3 separate regions of the Homo sapiens genome follow, and regions 1 and 2 are each linked to region 3. Evidence: chromatin contacts called from ENCODE Hi-C or POLR2A ChIA-PET data. All regions are on one chromosome and are shown on one strand. The core of a region is the stretch at or near the end of the contact, and the rest is flanking DNA. Distances in the headings are between cores, read along the strand shown.

The links. Hi-C counts contacts between places; a loop is a spot of excess contacts on that map. ChIA-PET counts read pairs that join two places held with the same protein, here RNA polymerase II (POLR2A). Pooled maps may share reads with other maps.
Region 1: a map with no recorded cell type shows a loop between it and region 3 (3-fold over the local background). The contact joins the enhancer-like site here to the promoter of CHRNA5 in region 3. A Hi-C loop is called at or near these places in 1 of 37 single-sample maps with no recorded cell type and 3 of 50 pooled maps. POLR2A ChIA-PET finds 5 or more read pairs at or near these places in 3 of 52 experiments (HEK293, activated CD4-positive, alpha-beta T cell and activated T-cell).
Region 2: a loop to region 3 is called in a pooled map, with 2.6 times the contacts of the local background. The contact joins the enhancer-like site here to the promoter of CHRNA5 in region 3. A Hi-C loop is called at or near these places in 2 of 50 pooled maps. POLR2A ChIA-PET finds 5 or more read pairs at or near these places in 2 of 52 experiments (WTC11 and activated T-cell).

What each region holds. Positions count from the first base shown.
Region 1 is chr15:78,067,318-78,071,572 of GRCh38, reverse strand. The region is part of intron 1 of TBC1D2B (TBC1 domain family member 2B); the gene reads left to right. Among named protein-coding and RNA genes, the nearest start is that of TBC1D2B, 8.3 kb to the left of the region's middle. RefSeq lists enhancers at 2,426-2,475, 2,506-2,585. Within about 2 kb of position 1,357, at least 19 of the 41 ENCODE cell types and tissues checked have a DNase peak (open chromatin) inside an H3K27ac peak, as active enhancers do.
Region 2 is chr15:78,166,403-78,170,277 of GRCh38, reverse strand. IDH3A (isocitrate dehydrogenase (NAD(+)) 3 catalytic subunit alpha) reads right to left here. Exons shown (of 11, transcript NM_005530.3): 11 at 1-1,356. The coding sequence ends at 1,273. ACSBG1 (acyl-CoA synthetase bubblegum family member 1) reads left to right here. Exons shown (of 14, transcript NM_015162.5): 14 at 1-2,810. Among named protein-coding and RNA genes, the nearest start is that of IDH3A, 19 kb to the right of the region's middle. RefSeq lists an enhancer at 2,447-2,746. Within about 2 kb of position 2,622, at least 3 of the 41 ENCODE cell types and tissues checked have a DNase peak (open chromatin) inside an H3K27ac peak, as active enhancers do.
Region 3 is chr15:78,563,124-78,567,509 of GRCh38, reverse strand. It overlaps CHRNA5 (cholinergic receptor nicotinic alpha 5 subunit), which reads right to left and starts at 1,990. Exons shown (of 6, transcript NM_000745.4): 1 at 1,685-1,990. The coding sequence starts at 1,790. RefSeq lists a silencer at 1,703-1,792 and an enhancer at 2,603-2,792.

The sequences.
Region 1 (4,255 bases), core at 108-2,607, 500 kb after region 3:
TCCCCAGAGGAGAGAGCTTACAGTCAGTTCCATATTTTCGGGTCTCATATATTTCATGCCCATGGTCAGGACTCCAAGGACACTGTTATAGCAGAGGCAAACTTTTTATGTAAAGGGCCACATACTATTTTAGGTTTTGCGCACTCTGCCATATCTGTCACTATGCTGTTGTAGTACAGAAACAACCACAGAATGAGTATAGCTGTGTTTTAACTTTTAGTTATGGACTCTGAAATTTGGATTTCATATAATTTTCACATTTCGCAAAATATTCTTTTGATTTTTTTCAACCATTTAAAAATGTTAGCTGGGCACAGTGGCTCACTCCTGTAATCCCAGCACTTTGGGAGGCCGAAATGGGAGGATCACTTGATACCAATAGTTCGAGACCAGCCTAGGCAACAAAGTGAGACCCTATCCCTACAAAAATTAAAAAAAACTAGCCAGGTGTGGCTGGATGTGGTGGCTCACGCCTGTAATCCCAGCACTTTGGGAAGCCGAGGTGGGTGGATCACTTGAGGTCAGGAGTTTGAGACCAGCCTGACCAGCATGGTGAGACCCTGTCTCTACTAAAAATACAAAATTAGCTGGGTGTGGTGGCGGATGCCTGTAATCCCAGCTGCTTGGGAGGCTGAGGCAGGAGAATTGCTTGAACCCAGGAAACAGAGGTTGCAGCAAGCTGAGGTGGCGCCATTGCACTCCAGCCTGGGCGACAAGAGCGAAACTCTGTCTCAAAACAAAAAACAAACTAGCCAGGCATGATGGCACATGTCTTTAGTCCCAGCTACTTGGGAGGCTGAGGCAGGAGGACTGCTTGATCCCAGGAGGTGGACATTGCAGTGAGCTGTGTTTGCTCCACTGTACTCCAGCCTGGGTGACAGAGGGAGACCCTGTTTCAAAAAAATAAAATAGCAAAATAAAAATGTTAAAACTGCCCTTGCCTTGTAGATTGTACAGAAATAGGCAGAGACTGGAAATGACCGCAGGCTGTAGTTCACTGACTTGTGTTCTAGGAAGGCCTCAGGAGCTTCCCACTCATTCACTCACTGTGTGTGCTTAGGCACTGGGGATATGACTGGACAAGACAAACAGTCCCTGTCCTCCTGGAGCTTTCAGTAGGTGGGGGGGACAGACGTTAATAAAATATAACAAACACCAACCAGTGCTAGGAAGTTTGAAAGGAAAGATATGCAATGCATGTATAGTTCAGGATCTTGATCTGGTTTATGGTTGGTGGAGGGCTAGGAAAGACTTTCCTGAAGAAGCGACATTTGAGCTGAGACTCAAAGGATGAGTTGGTGTTGACTGGAGCGGGGGTGGGGGTGGAGAGGAGGAAGTCAAGTGTTGTAGGGAGAGGAAATGGCATAAGCAGAGGCCCTTAGGTGGGGGTGCTGGTTGCATGTGGGACTCAAGGAGTGCCTGGTGGCAACTAGGAGTGAAGGGGACATAGCCTTTGGAAGAGGCAGGCCTTGGGCCAGGGCAGGATTTTGGTCTTCATCTTAAGAGCTAGAGTCAGTAAAGAGTTTTAAGCAGGGTTTGACAAATAGGTTTTTGTTTTCTTTCTTCTGCTCCCAGATAGATTGTTTTAGGCCATTTGTGCTGCTGTGAAAAAATACCGTAGACAGGGTAGCTTATAAACAACAGAAATTTATTTCTCATAGTTCTGGAGGCTGGGAAGCCCAAGATGAAGGCACCAGCAGATTTGGTGTCTGGTGAGGGCTCACTCTGCTTTAGAGGTGGTGCCTTCTAGTGGTGTCCTCATAGCAGAAGGGGACAGACAAGTTCCTTCTGGGGCCTCCATCTATGTATGTTTGTATATATGTATGTATGTATCTATCTATCTAAATGTATTTTTCTCCTCAAATTCCTTTTACCACTCTGGCCTCTTTCATAAGGACCCTGATCTCATTCCAGAGGGCTCTGCCCTCATGACTTAAATCACTTCCCACAAGGCTTCCCTCTTAGTACTATCATCTTGGGGACTGGGTCTCAACACGTGAATTTTGCGGGGACACACGTTTGGACTGTGGCACTGATGGTTTGGTCATGCCTAGTATTTTTATGTAACTAAGTTAGAGGATTATCGTGTTGGGTACAAAGGGTTGATGTATTTATATGTTATGTACTGGCAAACAGATTTAAAAGTAGATAAATGCAAAGCTGAACCTATCTTGAGCAGTTGCTTCTTAATTTTGTTTCTGAGTGGTGGGTGTTGTGATGGGTGAAGCTCGCTTTGGCAGGTGTGTGTGTGGCTAGGGCCGGCCCGCCCTGGTGGACTTCCTTTCCTGAAGCATTCCTAATGGCCCCCGGCATTGACTTCTCTCCTGCTGCACTTGCTTTGCTCATATGCACATTACCAGTTTCCTTCCTCTGTGGAGATGACGATTTCTTGAGAAATGGAAGGAGTATTCAGATGTACCAGCTCCCACCTCACGTCTGAGGGGGGTGGACCAGTCTCCTCGATCAGTTGCTTTTACCTTTGAGCCACTGGGGTGCAGACTTCCCACCTCCAGTCAGAACAAAATACAAACAGTAACACCCCCTTCCTCTAAAGAAAGAAAAAGACCCCCACCATTGTAGAAGTGACTGTCAGTTTGGGAGAGGGAGAGGCATTTTCATTAGCAATTTTCGGTTCTGGTATTTATGTAGTGGGATCTTAATGACATGTGATCGGGTGTTCACCCATATCCTGTCAGGCCAGCCCTCAGCTGGGTTTTGTTTGCTTTCACAGAGTGAATGCAATGTGGAAATGGTAAACTGGGTAGTGGTGACTAGTTAGTGGCTTGTAACTAGTGTTCTGTGAAGTACTTTGCCTGGAGTGCTCAGTTCAGTAAACATCTTGGCATTCAGATATGTGAGGCCATGTGAGGGGCAAGAAGCTGAGAGGATCCCTGGGGAGACTGTGGCTTTCGTGATTGTCCAGCAGGCAGTAGCTCACCAGCCAGCACAGGAGGCCCTCAGTCGGCTACAGATTCAGGATGGTTTTGCTCCTGGTCTAGTCTTTGAGTGTCTGCTGTTGTGTCCTACCAGAGCATCACCTCCTAGGATATTTTGTCAGTGTATTTCACTACTGTGCCTTTCATACTTAGAGGATCCCAGCACCTGTTAGATGCTTGTTGGCTAAATGCATGCTTTAAGCCCTCATATCCTCTGTGTGTGTGTGTGTGTGTGTGTGTGTGTGTGTGTGTGGGTGTGGTGTGTGTGCTTTCATTTCATGGTGAAACGGACGTTTGTAGTGTCCATTTACTCAGCAAATATTTTTGAGCATCTATCATATTCTAAGCACTATGCTGCTTGCTGCAAATACAGCAGTGAAAATTTTCCATTGATTTAAGAAACTGTAGTGTTAACTTTAAAAATAGCTTAGCATCTGATATAATCAAAGAATTGTAAGAGTTTTGAAAAAAACATTGAAGAGGCCCATGTTTGTCTGTAGTATTCAGCACTGAGATAAATATCACATGTCTGCAAGTTTTTTGATTCTGAGAAGTCTGGCACTTCTCCATAGTAAAGGAAGGGGAGGGGGCATCCATATGTAAAATACTAATCTGGATATGGCCCAGGGCCAGAAATCTGTGATTTGTGTAATAATTTTGGTGAACACTGCAGAATTGGAGAGTTCTGTATAACTGATTATCAAGAAAGCTCCCTGAAGAAGATGGGACAAGGGAGTTAGTAAATGTTGGTATAATTGTGTAGCTGCTCAAAGACTTAGTTCCTGTTTGATCAGCAACATGTGTTCCCTGTAAGCTGGGAATCACCATCTTCTAATGAGTTTGCATGCTTGGCCATTTTCTTAGCCTTTGCAGAGATTGCCTGGGAGAACTAGAATCCAGTGTGAGAAGTGGGGATTTGGTAGCTGAGATCCTGTGTGCTTCTTCTTTCTGCCCCTTTCCTAGGCCAGTGCTACTGTACCAGCAGACTTTCCTTGAGCAGACTGCCCCTGGGCTGGGACTTGTGTTGCTGAGTGTCAGATGGCAGGCCTGGCCGTGGCCTGGAGGTGGGCAGGCTAATGTTATCAGAGATGTTGATCTTGGATTATAGGAATTATTTCTAGGCAGCAAGCCCAGTATTCATTTTCCTCTCCAGCTCTCTGGTGTTCAGGAGAGGCTGTGCTTGCAGAGAAGGTGGCCAGCTTTCTAAATGGATGCAGCCAACTGGCCATTCACCAAACAGACTTTGTTGAGCAGGAGTCAAGCTTTGCCTCTGGCCTCAGGGAGCTTCTGTGTCTGTTTTGGGTGTGATTAGGGCATTG
Region 2 (3,875 bases), core at 1,373-3,872, 400 kb after region 3:
GGTTGTGGGGACAGAGGGTAACTGTTCATGAAAATAGTGAGTGTCTGAAGATTAAGAAAATCATGCTGCAGCAGAGGAGAAGGGAGAGGAAGACAGGAAGGGAAAGGAGATGCCTGAGGGTCAAAAGCTGAGCCCAAGCCTAAGCCCAAGCTCAAGCTCAAGCCCCAGCATGGCATAATTTTGTGAATTAACTCAGGCTGAGTTGCCTCCAGTCTTTGGAATGTCATCTTATACTGGTACTGCTGAGGCAGAGGGCAGTAATTGGTGCTTTGGGATAGGAGAAGGGGCAGTTGCTGAAATACAAAATTAATAGCATCCCAAGTTCCTCAATTGCAGCCAAAATACATGTGTTCGGGCCTTTCGGCAGTATCGCCCCCAGAACTACCTGCTGTAGTGTGGTCCATTCCCAGACAGCAACATGCAAGAATAAGTTTACAATACACTCAGCCCTTCTGGCTTCAGATCAGGGGCTCAGAGGCTGTGACAACTCATGATGCTGAAAATGTATCCAGTGAAAATGAAGTACTAGCTCTCTGCTTCATTAAAAGCTCTTGGAAAGAATATTAAATCTCAAGACAACAAAATAATTGAACACACAATACATTTGTGTCTTTGTATCCAATATATTACCTTTGTCTTATTAACAAAAATTATATCTCTCATTATATATTTCTTGGATCTGAAGTTTTTATTCACACTCAGTAATTTCTGTAAAGGACAAATCTGTCTCTATTTTCCATATCATTTAGAAATATACCACATTCACTCTTTTTGATGTGAACTTTCCCAGGAAAATTCTCTTGTGCCCATTTAGTTTTAGAAGAGTGTCATTTTGTGCTATTATGTCAATATCCTGTTTTATTTCCATTATGTTTTTCAAAAACCGAAGAAAATAAGGTTTTTCTTAAAAAGTTAGACATTTTCTCTTGTTAATTCTGTATCCTGTTATTTACAGCTGAAGAGAAACTATTTTAACTTAAGTGTAAAATGGTTTAGAATAGCAAATGATACAGTCCACTCAGAGTTTACAAAAAAAACATTTACCAGGTAGACACTTAATAAATAAAACAAGCACTTGGAAAAAGTTCTTTGAAAACAGACCTAGGGACATCCACCTGCATCTTTTGCACAGATTTTGTTAAGAAAAGGCCAGATCTAAAAATGTACTGTCAAGAAACAAGCAAACCAATGCATACATACGTAGGTATTCTAAACAGAGGTTCATGTGGTGTCCATTTAGAGTGACTGATGTAAATGCCAGTTGTAGAAGTGTTAATCTAAATCTTTTACTCGGCGACAGATTTCCTCTGTGAAGTCTGAGCATTTTGCATTGCCTCCCAAATCTTTTGTCAAGCTCTGAGAAAAGGAAAAAGCAAAAATAAAAGATGTATCCGCAAACTAAACTAAACCAAGGAGATTTTAAAGCCCTCAGTGAGATGCCACCTGGGCAAGTTACTCGGCTGCTCTTTCATTTAGTTCCTCATTTCAAAGTGAGGAACCACTCCACCACCATCTACCCAGCCCAGGAGGATCGGGATCCAATCTCATAGTGTATACAACAGCACTCTGCAAAGAATAAGGTGCTCTTGATGCAAAGGGAGGCAGGGAGCTTTACCAAAATTTTCCCTTTGTTCACACAATAGACCCTAACCCAGATTAGTTGGTCATGGATATTTAAATAAAAGCGAATCTAAATAAGAAGTTTCATAAAAATCCTTGGGAAATATGTCTCAGGAATAGACCTGAGACATATTTTGATCTATTTTTGTTTTTATTATTATTTTTTTTTTAGATGGAGTCTCACTCTGTTGCCCAGGCTGGAGTGCAGTGGCACGATCCCAGCTCACCACAACCTCTGCCTCCTGGGTTCAAGCGATTCTCCTGCCTCAGCGTCCTGAATAGCTGGAATTACAAGTGCATGCCACCATACCCAACTAATTTTTGTATCTGATCTATTTTTGGAGGCTGGGACACAAATACGAAAGAAATATTTAAATCATTAACTCTTTTTTTTTTTTTTAAGAGACGGGGTCTCACTATGTGGCCCAGGCTGGTCTTGAACTCAGAGGCTAAGGTGATCCTCCTGCCTCAGCCTATAGCTGCAACTACAGGCATGCACCACCACACCTGCCTAAATCATTAACTCTTAAACCTCCCTCTTTAGGAAAGAAAGCCTCCCATACAACTGATCTGTTCTACCAGCTTATCCTTTCTTTCCTGCATACAGACCCCAATATATTTAATTCTCTTTATCTTTCCATCCTACACAATAAAAGGGCCCACTATGTAATTCAGGCACCTCTCTACTGGGCTGTAGATTATAACTTCCCAAATATAACTTTAAAGAATAAGAAAATCATATGACCTCCAATGTGACTATCAGGCTGTTAAAAACAAGCCTGAATTTCTTGTATTTTGGCCACACGATATAATTTCAAATTACAGAATTTTTTTAAAAGAAGGGACCAACTTTGAAGATATTACGCTAAGTGAAATAAGCCAGACTCAAAGGACAAATACTGTATGATTCCACTTACATGAGGTACCTAGAGTAGTCAAATTCATAGAGACAGGAAGCAGAATGGCAGGTGTCAGAGGATGGGAGGGGGAAGGGAAAGTTACTGTTTAACGGGTGCAGAGTCTCAGTTTGAGAAAATGAAACTGGTCTGGAGATGACTGATGGTGATGGTTACATTACAATGTGAATGTACTTAACATTATTGAACTGTATACCTAAATACGGCTAAAATGGCAAATTTTATGTTATGCATATTTTTCACAATTTTTGTTAAAAAGGACCTCAAATTAGGGATGAGTCTTCAAGTGCATTATTTCCTCTAACTTCGGAATAGCCCGCGACACTTCTTCCACAGGCCACAATTGCTTACCGAGGCGGTGGAGCTTGTTGGGTAAGGCCCAGACTGCGTGTTAATACCAACTTGGGTCATTTAGGAGCTGTAAAACCTTGGACATATTATTTATTCTCTCTGTACCTCAGTTTCCTCATCTATAAAATGGAATTATAGCATCTACTTCAAAGAGTTATAGAAAAACTTTGCTGAGATGATATATAAAGAACTTAAAAGTTGCATAAGTATTCAATTAATATTAGTTATTACTTTTATAAAACTTCTGTATTGCTTTTGTATTATAGATGCACACAGTGTAACATATAAGACTATTGTATTAGAGGTACATCTGCATCTGTATCTGCCACTAGATTCCCAGCTCCTTGAGGCTCAGCATCTTACCCTATTCATCATTTTACTCTTCACACCTTATAAGGTACACTCAACAGACGTTTGTTGTGAAGAGTAAAAAGTTGTCTATAAAAATCAATGAACTTGGCCGGGTGTGGTGGCTCATGCCTGTAATCCCAGCACTTTGGGAGGCTGGGGCGGGAGGATCACTTGAGCTCAGGAGTTCGAGACCAACCTGGCCAGCATGGTGAAACCCCATCTCTACTAAAAATACAAAAATTAGCTGGGTGTGGTGGCACACGCCTGTAATCCCAGCTACTAGGGAGGCTGAGGCAGGAGAACTGCTTGAACCCGGGAGGTGCAGGTTGCAGTGAGCCAAGATTATGACACTGCACCCCAGCCTGGGTGACAGAGCAAGACTCTGTCTCAAAAAAAATCAATGAACTTGGCCAAGGTCACACAGCTAACAATAGGATAATTGGGCGTGCACCTGATGCTGCCTCCCAAACCACTGACCTTTCCACTGTACACTGATGTCTATACATCAGTGCTGCTTAACTTTTTTTGGATGAAATATCTAGATCCTCACCTCAGAAAATGCACACATGTGCACACATACCCTGTTCAATCTGGGACCCACGTTAAGAATCCTTGTTCAACATCAAATGCTTGGGC
Region 3 (4,386 bases), core at 741-3,240:
TTATAACACTGAACACCATGCATGAAGGGAGATAGCTATTTACACTATTTAATGCTTGGCTACAGTGTTCTATATTAAAAGACATGAAACAGATTTTTAAAGTTCAGTTTCATCAAAAGGGGTAGAGAACTACCATTTTCTCGAGTGTCAGGCACTGTGCCTGGCATTTTATATGCATTATTTAATCCTCAAAAGAACTCTGAGAGGTAAGCATGATTATTACCCCCATTTCTTTTCTTTTCTTTTTTTTTTTTTTTGAGACGGAGTCTCGCTGTGTTGCCCAGGCTGGAGTGCAGTGGCGCGATCTCGGCTCACTGTAACCTCCGCCTCTCGGGTTCACGTCATTCTCCTGCCTCAGCCTCCCGAGTAGCTGGGACTACAGGCGCGCACCACCACGCCCGGCTAATTTTTTTGTATTTTTAGTAGAGACGGGGTTTCACTGTGTTAGCCAGGATGGTCTCGATCTCCTGACCTCGTGATCTGCCCGCCTCGGCCTCCCAAAGTGCTGGGATTACAGGCGTGAGCCACCGCGCCCGGCCCGCCATTTCTTAAAGAAGGAAAACAGCTGAGAGAAGTTCGTCCAGTCAGGATGCACCAGAGCCATAATTTGAATACAGGTTTGCCTGGCTCCAAAATCACATTCCTTTCTTTCTGTTTAACTCTCTCTGCCCAGGATTTTCTTCATTTGTTTAAATCACCCTCCATCTTATTTCTCTTCGGTCTACACTAAGCAATACATCCTGCAATGAATTATTCTAGTCTTATTACTTCCTAAAATCAGGAGCCATAGATTAAAAACCTTAACAAAGGAAAGGCAAGAAAAGGTTCTTGCAATATTTCCACTATTTAAGAAACTCACTCATAAAACCTGAAATACAGACGTAGTGAACTTCTGTAATCATATCTTGCTTAACGGATGCTTAGCTTTTCTACGTTTAGATCACACCATAGCTGCTCCACAAACGTGTTTTTCTTCAAGGTATTGAGAGAACTGACTCTAAAACTTTCCCAAGCACTTGAAACATGTAGGACTACGCGATTTCTTTTGTTGTTTCCATTCCTGTCCAAAACCTCTTGAAAAACAGCAGGCTGAAAAAAGCTGTGCTCTAAGGAGCTAGTGAGGAACTCTGGATGCAAACGATTAGCCCCGAAGCCAGGGAAGTTGGCCGCCTAGCCTGCTACAACACACACCTTTCATCTCCGGCGAAAGGAAAGGTTTTCAAATGCTGCGGTGGGTAGGGGACAGGGATGGAGGAAGAGGCGGCGGGCAGGAGGTGGAAGATAAGTCCCAACCCCTAGAATGAACCCCAGAGTCTCTATATCCCGTAAATGGGCAACAAAATGGGAAGCTTGGCTGCCACCAGGACAGGAAAGCCCTGCTGGACAAGAGTGGCATCTTTTACTGAAAAAGTTGTGTGGAAGTATACGCTAAGCCAGCCTCGTAGTCTCCAGCGATGCAGGTCGTGGAACAACAAAGAAAACCCACCCAAGTAGCCCTTTCTCTGCATTTAAATGAGCAAATCTGGACATTTAAACTGAAACCTCACTCCAAGCCCCCAGGAGAAAAAAACCCACCTCCCCTCGCAACCAGGTTTTCCGGCGGCCGTCGCCTGGCGGCTTCCTGGGCACCGCGATGTGGAGTCCGGGCCAGCTCCCGCCCCGCCCCTCTGCAGCCCGGGCTTACCTCTCTGCGCGCCGCCCGCCGCGCCCGCTAGACCGCAGCGCCCCGCGACCAGCTGGACCAAGAGCAGCAGGCGGAGCGCGCGGGGCCCTGACCCCCGCGCCGCCATCGCCCCGCGCCCGCGCGGGACCGCGGGCAGCCGCCTCTCGACCGCCGCGCGGGGAACGCGAACTCTTGGGGAATGGAGCACTGAGTGTGAGTCGTGAGACAAAACGAGGGCAGACGCAGCAGAGGGGCCGCTCCGCGCCACAGCTCCCGCCGGGACAGCAGCCTCAGCCTAGCAGCTTCTGGCGGGCTCGGGACGCATGTGGAAGCTCCCGGCGCCTAGCCCCGCCCCTATTTCCCTCTGGCCCCGCCCAATCCTCGCCTTGTTCCTTTTGGCCCAGTCCGGTCTATTCATAGCCCCGCCTCCGATCCCCACCAACCCTTTCCCCACCCCGCCCCGCCTCTGGTCCAACCCTGTCTGCTCCTAGCTCCTCTTTTTCCACGCCTGGCCCAGCCCCATCGCCCTGGCCCCCGCCTCCAGGCCTTCCTTTGGGCAGGTGCGACCCTGGAGCAGAGTTCCAGGAAGGCAAAGACTTGAGGCTGGCATCGCAGGCGCGTCCTTCTCTAACCACCGGATGTCCTTGGCCTAGTCACTGCACACCTTAAGATAACAGCTATTCATTGATGTCTGCTCTGTGCTCAGCACCAAAAGGGGAAGCAGAGGGACAGATTGCTCCCAGCTGATAGAAAATGTAAATAAAGTAATTCCGAGTTGTGATCAGAAAGAAACAAGCTGGAGGCTGGGGCAGAATCACAGTGGTGGGGGACTTGCTCCAGGCTGCAGCGCTCTCCATGGGCCCCGCTGCCCACTCAAGTCTTTCTCACCAGGAAGTACCAGTCGCAGCTTGACTGCCTCCTGGGGCTGTCGTGTCAGCCAAGGGGTCCCCACCAGGAGACCTGTGTTGTGGACCAGCGAGACAACCCTGGGCAAGTCACTTTCCTCTCTGGGCCTGTTTCCTCGTCTGGAAGCGAGGAACCGAGGCAGATAAACTAGAGGACTCGGGAAGGTACAGCTCTGACACTCACTCAAGCCATCCCCGGAAATGATATGCAGTCGCCTCAAACGTGGGCATCGCCCTCCGTGTTGTCATCAATTAACATTTGTAAATATTAGTGACTATCTGCTACAGACACTTAGCACCTCTGGTGGAGATTGGTGCCGACTGCTGGAAACCCGTCTCAAATCCCTCCAGACCCTATATTTCATCCTCTCTGTCCATAATTAGAAAGCTTCATTTGGCTGAAGGGATTCAGGCGAATTATCTTTAAACTTCAGTGGCAGAGGGAGCCGCTGACTCTTCACAGAACGCTTTATGGAGGTGACACCTCTAAGACTCATTGTGAGCAAAAATTTCACTCCACCCTCCAGACTAGTAAATCTGTGAAAAACTAAACCTGGTTGCAAAGAATCTAAACAGCAAAATTCAGTGAAGATGCTCTTCTTAGGTCCAAATACAGCTGGAAAAATGTAAATTACATCCAATGGAGCCAATCTGTTTAAACAGGACTTAAACAAAGGGGCCACAGAAAAGGGATGCACAAGATGTTAACCAGATTAGTAATTAATTGCACTTCTGCACAGAAATGAAAGACAGTACCTATCATCCTTTCACTGCAAATTTACATTTTACTCTGAAGAATTTATGGGACTTACAGGCACTTATGCAATTCATCCTAACAGTGTTTGGATGACTTTAAAATGTTATTCTGCTTTTACAGCTAACTGATTTGAAACAGAGGAGTTGAATAACTGCTGAAGGTCACAGTACCTGTCAGTGGCAAAACTAGAATGAAATGGTTGTCAGTGCAGCCACTGCAAGTATAATTGGAACTCCTAGATGTTATATCAATAATCATGAGAATGATGGTTATTTACATAATCTATGAAAAACACTATTAATTGTTGCTATTAAGTGAAAGGCAAAGCGTGACATTTGTTGGGCATTTTAAAATCCAAACAAATAATCAGAATATAATGTCTACATCTTACATGGTTTTTCCAGGGGGATACGCCAATTACTCATGGTTGCTGGATATGGTGCTACACCTGACTCTGATAACAGGCATCTTCACACTGCTAGGAGACATTAGCTGACCAAATGACAATGAAAATTGCTGCTGTTGCTGCAGCCACCACCTACAAAGTTCCCCTAAAGTGGCATCTATCTACCAACTTTCTGAGACTTAGCCAAAGGGACTATTACACAGTTCTTGCATCCCAGACACCACCTTTTCCTCTGAAGATTGTGGAATTTTTATTACACTTTCCTGTCTTCATTTATCCTTCCTTCTCCCCTCTTCTGAATATCCAAACCCACGCTTTCTTCAAGGCTCATTTCAAATGCCACCTGCCTTCTCTTTATCTATTTCTCCATAATTATGTTCTCTACTAGATAGTGGATTTCTCAGCCTAGAGGCTATGTCTTTTTTTTTTTTTTTTTTTTTTTTTTTTCCTAGTAGAGACAGGGCTTTACTCTTGCCCAGGCTGGAGTGTGTAGCAGTGTGATGATAGCTCACTGTGGCCTCAACCTCCAGGGCTCAAACTCAAGCGATCCTCCCTCCCCTGCCTATCAAGTAGCTGGGATTACAGGGGTGCACCCCTACAACCAGCTAATTTTTTTAGTTTTGATTTTTTTGTTTGTTTCTTTCTTTTTTTTTTT